Regions from separate parts of the Homo sapiens genome. Here region 1 is linked to region 2. Evidence: chromatin contacts called from ENCODE Hi-C data. All regions are on one chromosome and are shown on one strand. Each heading gives the region's core, a stretch centred on a gene start or an enhancer-like site at or near the end of the contact. The rest is flanking DNA. Distances are from core to core; before and after follow the strand shown.

What was found. Hi-C counts contacts between places; a loop is a spot of excess contacts on that map. Pooled maps may share reads with other maps.
Region 1: a map of ascending aorta shows a loop between it and region 2 (8-fold over the local background). The contact joins the enhancer-like site here to the promoter of HERPUD2 in region 2. A Hi-C loop is called at or near these places in 3 of 168 maps with a recorded cell type or tissue (Calu3, ascending aorta and uterus) and 3 of 50 pooled maps.

The regions. Positions count from the first base shown.
Region 1 is chr7:37,029,990-37,033,575 of GRCh38, reverse strand. All of the region lies in intron 15 of ELMO1 (engulfment and cell motility 1), which reads left to right. Among named protein-coding and RNA genes, the nearest start is that of ELMO1-AS1, 34 kb to the right of the region's middle. RefSeq lists enhancers at 1,179-1,848, 683-1,882. Within about 2 kb of position 1,520, at least 17 of the 41 ENCODE cell types and tissues checked have a DNase peak (open chromatin) inside an H3K27ac peak, as active enhancers do; they include ascending aorta, where a contact is called at or near this core.
Region 2 is chr7:35,693,775-35,697,376 of GRCh38, reverse strand. It overlaps HERPUD2 (HERPUD family member 2), which reads left to right and starts at 2,242. Exons shown (of 9, transcript NM_022373.5): 1 at 2,242-2,576; 2 at 2,750-3,193. The coding sequence starts at 3,047. HERPUD2-AS1 (HERPUD2 antisense RNA 1) reads right to left here and starts at 2,171. Exons shown (of 1, transcript NR_136255.1): 1 at 1-2,171. RefSeq lists a silencer at 2,364-2,773 and an enhancer at 2,216-3,103.

The DNA.
Region 1 (3,586 bases), core at 271-2,770, 1.3 Mb before region 2:
GGACATTCAGGCCTTGACATTGGAATGCTGGCTTGCTGGAAAGTTATAATCCAGTGTCTGTTTGGTGTATTTTTTTTTTTTTTAACACTAAACACATGGCCTAGACATTGGTTTTGCTTCATTTTCGCTCAACATTTATGATAATAAAGCTTTGTTTTCATAGATCACTTATCTCCTGAAAAATTCACACTGCCGTGAACACGATCCAGCCTTGCAGTGTGTCTCGGAGGTAAGTAGGTGGCAAGTATTTTTATCCCCTTTTATTAAAGCATAGGCAGAGCTCACTGCACAAGGATCCCCTGGAAGGGGGAACAATTTGGACTTAGCCCGTCTGCGCTCCTCCTGCTCCGTTTATTTGGGTACCATAAACCCACCCAGAACTGCACACAGAAGTGTCTCCTTTGCAGGCAGACGTATATGCATGCATTTCAATGGCTTCCAGGAGACAGCGATTATGGAATGTGGAGTCTGAATGTAAATGGAATTTGAGATGAGCCTGACTAGTAAATTATTCTGAAGGAAAAACACATTCAGAAATATGATTTTATCGCTTCTCGGCGTTTTGGCTAAGATGAAGTGTAGAAGTATGATTTAGATTCCACCCATCCTTAGGTGCAATTCAAATGCCAGTTTCTCTAAAAAATAAAGCCAACTCTTCCCCTGGACTCTCCAGACACTTGACCTGTCCTTACTTTGTGGTGTATAACTCACTGCACTTTATCTTGTTGCTCTCCTGGTCAGAGTCTATGCCTGATCCATCTCTGTGGATAAGTACTCAGAAATGTTTTCTGAAGTGGAATGAAAGGAACTAACCTCTGTTGTTTGTAACTGGCACAGAACCCAACAGTTTCTGCCAGTGACAGGTCATGAGCATCTTGAGGCATCCAGAAGATTGTCGTGGTTGGATTGTCCTCTCACTTTGCTTCATGCTCACTGCTTGACCACTGATTATTTTGGAGAATGTCTCTCTCCTTGGCCAAGGCTTTGGGTATTATAACCAAGAGAGGATGATCTAACCAGCCATTTTATCAACAGCGGCTCTGAGAGCCCAGCGTTGGGTGCCAGCCCTGCAGAGGGACATTGCGAAGTATCTTTATGTCCTTCGAGCATCCCTCCTTTCCATCAACTGGCAGGGTGGAGCAATAGCATCCAGTTACTGACCTTCCAGGAATAATGTGAGCATTGGATGTATTAGGCCTCCAAAGTATATCTGTGCTGCTCTGATGAAAGGTGCTTTAAGTAGGGTTGCTTGTTAAAAATAAGTAGTGCCAATTCTCAGGCTGCCCCCTGTGTTTTCCTTTCCCTTGCTCCCTTAGATGTTTTTCAAAGGTGCCAATAAAGCCTGCAAAACATGGGTAATGAAAAGGAAGGGAGAGCAAGTTCTTTTTGTCATAAGCGTGAACTGTGAGTCATCTCTTCTGAGTCACCGTGAACATACAAAGGAAGCCAATCAGTAGGGGTGCACTCTAATAGGATGTTTCTCCAATGACTCACGCAGGCCTGGAATGAGGAGCAGCCTGAATCAAGCCAAACAAGTATATTTTTAAATCTGGAAGGGCGCGCTTCCTGGTGCAATATGATGATCAGTCCTACACACTTACATGCTTATTTTAGCCCAGGCACTGAAATGTGTGGGCATGGTCTCCACGGAGCCTTCTCCTGTGGTCATGTTTTGTTTTGCCAGTGGGGAAGGATGTTTAATGATTAACTGTCACTATCAAGAATATAATATTTCAGTGCAATATTTCAATGTGAGGAGAAGAATAATTTTTGAATGTGGTGACTTCAAGAACTCGGCTCCATTGGGTAAGGCCTGCTTCACGTGTAAACATGCATTCCACAAACATTTTTTGAGGCCCTAAGTACTGAATATATAAAGACAGAGAAGGCGTAGTCCTAAGCCTCAAGGGTATTAGAATTTCCACAAGGAGACAAAAAAGCAAACAGAGCATTGGAAAAGTGGCAGAGGGTCAGATGGAGACACTTAGAAGGCTCAGCCTATAGAGAATGGGCGTAAAAGAATCCCCTGGAAGTGGGAACAACTGCTCTGGATTCTGAAAGACCTGCAGGAGTTACCACTGAGGAGCGAATTGAGATGAGGAAGGGTGATTAAGGCAGAGGGAAAAGCATGTATTAAGTCTAAAAGTCTTCCAAACAGTTTATGTTTTTCATTATTGTCTTATTTTCTCAAAATTTTGCAAATGCAAAATTTTCTTCTTTTCCCTTGGCAAATGCATTCTGGAAACATTTTTTCAAGCTGACCCAGAAACCATCTCATTCAGGGCGAGTCAGGGTCCGTGTTGTGAAGAGGCGTTACTTTATCTGAAGGATTTTAAGCAGAGGCTATACATGTGGCTATAGTTAGGTTTTGATGAGCTCCTCATGGAAGACAGTGAGGGAAATGGATCTGTCCCGAGACTGGGAGACCATTGTAGCCTTTTGTCTTAATCCGGAAGAGCAGTGATGAGCACCTGAACCAAGGTCAGTGGCAGTGGGAAAGGAAAGGAGTAAATATAATATATTTGTGAGATGGTGATTGAGAGAAGAGTCAACTGAGCAAAAATAGCTGAGATGGAGAACCTAGTAAGTTTGGATAAGCCATAAAGAATAGGAGTTATGTTTTGTCAATTTTGACTTTGAGGTGGCTAAGAGATGTGGCTAAGATGGGCGTGTCCAATAAGGAGTTGTCTGGAGCTCAGGAAACTATCTTGGTTCAAAATAGAGATTTGGCATCTATGAATGTAGAAGCTACAGGACCAGATTAGTCCTCCTAGTGCAGGAGTGAAGAGTGAGAAGAAAAGAATGGTGAGAAAAGAACTTTGGGCAGAAGGAAAACGAACAAAAACAAAAAACAAATCTATGAAGGAGACGAGAAAGAGCAAGGAGATTGGGAAGAAGAACAATTATCCAGGTATCTCTTCTCCAGTATTAGTGAGCTGATGCTTTTTTCCCCTGTGAGGTAGTAATGACTATCAAATAATTTTGAAGCCATTCATAAGGAATCCACAAGAGTATATACACACTCGATAGAATGTCTTTCTTACTAAGAACCATGTTGTCATATTGGGTATCTTATTGTACGTTATATTAACCATATAAGATATCCTGGGTCACTGCTATGTGTTGTAGAATAGTAAAAATGCTCTCTTGTTTTAGAGAATTGGCAAGTGTTTATAAAATGAAAGTTTCAGAATGCATTTGTCAGGGGAGAGGAAAAAAAAACAGTTTCAAGTATTAGTAACAAAATTGAATGACTAAGAAATGAAATAAAATATCTGTGAGGAATAGGAACAAAAATGCCTGAGAGTATCAACTTGCATTTCACATAGGAGGAAGTTCTGAACAATTTCATCAGTATTTTTCTTCCTTTAAAAGCATCTTATGTTTAGTCTCATCCTTAGGTTTTCATTAAGTTGTTTTCTTATCTAAAATGGTCTCTCCTTAGTGAAGATTTTTAAAAAGAGAGAGAGAGAAAGATGGCCGCCAAGAAGCTGGAGAGGAAAGTAGCCCTCACTGAATTTGGTTTAGGGCAAATTCTCCTGGAGGCAATGTCTGTGATTGGATTATAGCCACCTGAAAAGACTTG
Region 2 (3,602 bases), core at 993-3,492:
CTTAGAAGCCTCAGCAATAAGTTCAACATTCAACTCATTGGCTTGAAGTGTGTCAAATGGCTGCCCCTTGCTTCAAAGGAGTCTGAGAAAATAACTTTAGCTAGAATTAAAGTTCCATTAGAGTGCCTGGGTAGACAAAGAAGAGTCAGCTACAGAAGGCCAGTATCATAGCAAGTTGTTGCTCCATGACTGGAAACAAAGAAGACTTCACTCTTTACTTCAGATGCGCAGTTGATAGAGTACAGCTAAGATATGGTACGTGTTCTACCATGAAGAGCAAGAGCAAGGTGAGGGAGGGTACGGTGTAAGAGATCCTGCTGCATTAGCTGTTGAGAGGAAGAATTTCCTCCTGGTCACTATGTTACTGGGGGTCCTTGCTCCCCAAGTTCCCAAGATGGTGGCAGGTCGCTTCCAAGATGGTGACGGGCCACTTCCGAGATGGTGGCAAGTCTTGTGTTCTCTGACCTGGGGTTCTTGGCCTCATGGATTCCAAGGAATGGAATCTTGGGCCAAGCGGCGAGTGTTATAGCTCTATTAGAAGCTGTGGGTCATGGAAGAGAATCGTGGAACCCAGTGACTAGTGTTTAGCTAGATTAGGACGAACCTGGGCACTTAGCCCTGCAGGAACAAGGGCAAGCCTTTAGCCCGATCAGGAGCAGCAATGGGCGCCTCGCTGGATCCAGAGGGATGGAAGTCAGCTGTGGGTCTGTGACAGCGGCAGACAGCAGTGGTGGACGGTGAGCGAAAGCTCAGCTTGAGCTGTGACACACACGTACCAGAAAAGTGTGCAATTGCAAGATTTAATAGAGTGAAAACAGAGCTTCCATACAAAGGGAGGGGACCCAAAGAGGGTAGCCACCGCTGGCTTGAATGCCTGGGTTTATATCCTGATCATTGTCCCTCCTGTTGTGCTCTCAGGCGATAGATGATTGGCTACTTCTTTACCTCCTGTTTTTCCCTAATTAGCATTTTAGTGAGCTCTCTTTACTACCTGATTGGTCGGGTGTGAGCTAAATTGCAAGCCCCGTGTTTAAAGGTGGACGTGGTCAATTTCCCAGCTAGGCTTAGGGATTCTTAGCCAGCCTAGGAAATCCAACTAGTCCTGTCTCTCAGTACCCCCTCTCAACAGGAAAACCCAAGTGCTATTGGGGAGGTTTGACCACCGCTCTAACTGCTTCCTGCTGAATTGGGGCACAGTAGGGGTTGTGCAGTTGAGATTTCCTCCGTAGGGGTGCCTTGTCTCTCAACTAATTCAGTGGTGGCTACCTCGAAGCCCTTCTGAAGCTAAGAGGGAAAGAGACCAGCTCGCAAAGTCCCCTATGTTATCTACTCCTAAGTGGAAGCTGGGAGCTGTGAAAATGCACATCTAACAACCCTTAACTTACTATACCGACTTCTAAACCACAGTAGAAAATGAAGAAAAGTTCGGCTATGGGCAATAGACTCAACCTTTTGTTCTATGTCTAACCTATAAAATAGAAAAATAATACTGTCATCCCTCATCTCCCACCATACTGAACACGCATTAGGTGCTCAATGAATACTTGTCCATTTTAGTGAAGATTAAGAGGAATGAGACGGAAACTGACACTTGAGAGGCTGGCACACGCCAGAACTGCACCACACTTTGCACTCATAGCTCATTTACTCATCAGCTTGTGGTCAGGTAGGCATTACCGTCCCCATTAGAGAAGTCAACGGAGGCTCAGCAAGGACGGCCAGGGTCCCCCAGAAAGTAGAGGAGGACTTCAGGTTTAACCAAAAGCCTGTACTCTTTACACATGTACCCCATGCCTTCTCCACCAAAGCTCCTGGCACCGTGCTTTGCAGACAGACGACGCTCAACACATTTTGAGCAGAAGCGTGGTTCAGCACCAGGAAGGACACCAACTTTTGCAGAGACGACTCTTGGGATGGAGAAAGACTTCCCAAATCTTCAGGGTGCGGTCAAGACAGGGTAGGCTAGCGCCAGGGGAGCTAGTGGCTAGGCCCCAGGGCAGCTGGGGCCGAGGCCGAGCAAACGGCCAGGGGAGAGGCTCCCAGGAGCCCGATCTGCCGCTGGGCGACGCGAAGCCTGGCGGCTAGAGTCCCGGGCAGCCCGAGCACGGCGGGAAGGCGGCAGCAACAGGATCGGCAGGGATGGCGGGGACGGGGGAGGTCCATGTGCAGGGGCGTGCCGCCGGTGACGCACTTCCGCCCTGCCTGTTCCGGCTTAAAGGGGCCCCAGACAATCCTCGCAATAACAACAAAACCGGCGCGCCAGCGGTGGCGCAACGGCTCTCGTCCCCGCCCTCCTGCTACCTGTAGTCGCCTGGGCCGCCCCCGGCCCAGCCCTGCCTTGCCGCCACCCTGCGCTGTCCAGACTGAGGGGTCAGGCGGAGAGCCGGGCCGCGCCTTCGGTCAGCTTCTCTCCCTTTCACCCGCGCCTCCTCGCGAGACCCGGGGCTGGGCCGTGCCGGTCGCCGCGCAGCAGGAAGGGAGCGGCTGCCACGGAAAACGCCTGGCCGGACGGTGTGGCTGGCGGCCCTGCCTGGGCGCGGAGGGCGGCGGTGGCGGGCCCCGCGGCCTTCTCTCAGGTACCCCAGTGCCCGCTGACCGCCCTGAGCGGCCCAGCTGCTTCCCCGATCCGCACCGCGGGGCCGTGGCGTAGGGGCCTTGTTGCGTTCCAGCTTGGGGGTCGCGGTGGGGCGGGGCAGTGACCCCGGGCCGGCCGTTGTGCCCTCATCCCTCCCACCCTTCCTTCGTATAGCTTCCTTTCTCCTCACGACGGCCTCCACAGTCCGGAGCCCGGCGGAGCCCGGACCTGGCGGGGAGAGCTGCCTCCACGGCCGGGCACCCAGACCCCACCGTCGCAGTCGCCACCACCTCAGTCCATCCTTGGTACCGGCAATGGGCTTCGTATCCTCCAGTGCACTTGTAACTGACTTGGACACGGAATACTAAGAACTCACTTCTGTCCTCATCCCAGTCGCGCCGGCGGTGACCATCTCGGCTCTTTTGGGCTTAACTGCCGCTCCTCTGGACTCTGTCTGACTTTGGGGGCACCATGGACCAAAGTGGGATGGAGATTCCTGTGACCCTCATCATTAAAGCACCGAATCAGAAATACAGTGACCAGACTATTAGCTGCTTCTTGAACTGGACCGTGGGGAAACTAAAAACGCATCTATCTAACGTTTACCCTAGCAAACCAGTAAGTGTGTAAAAGCTGGGGGCAGCTGCTCTGACCAGCAGCTTTTCGTGCCGTGTACCCTCCTTTTTCCTGCTTCTCCCCTCCAGTCTTGAATCAAATAGGTCTCTTTTGGTAGACCGCGAGGTATTTTGAGTTCTGAGGTTGTGTCTCCTGAGTGTTCGAACCATCATTAATATTTTCCTGATGAGGTTCAGTTAATTAGTAAGAGGAAGCAGAAATATCAAGGGACTTAAGAATTGGCAGGCAAAGACCGGGCGCGGTGGCTCACACCTGTAATCCCAGCACTTTGGGAGGCCAAGGCGGGCGGATCACGAGGTCAGGAGTTCGAGACCAGCCTTACCAACATGGTGAAACCCTATGTCTACTGAAAATACAAAAATTAGCTGGGCGTGGTGGCGCATGCTTGTAA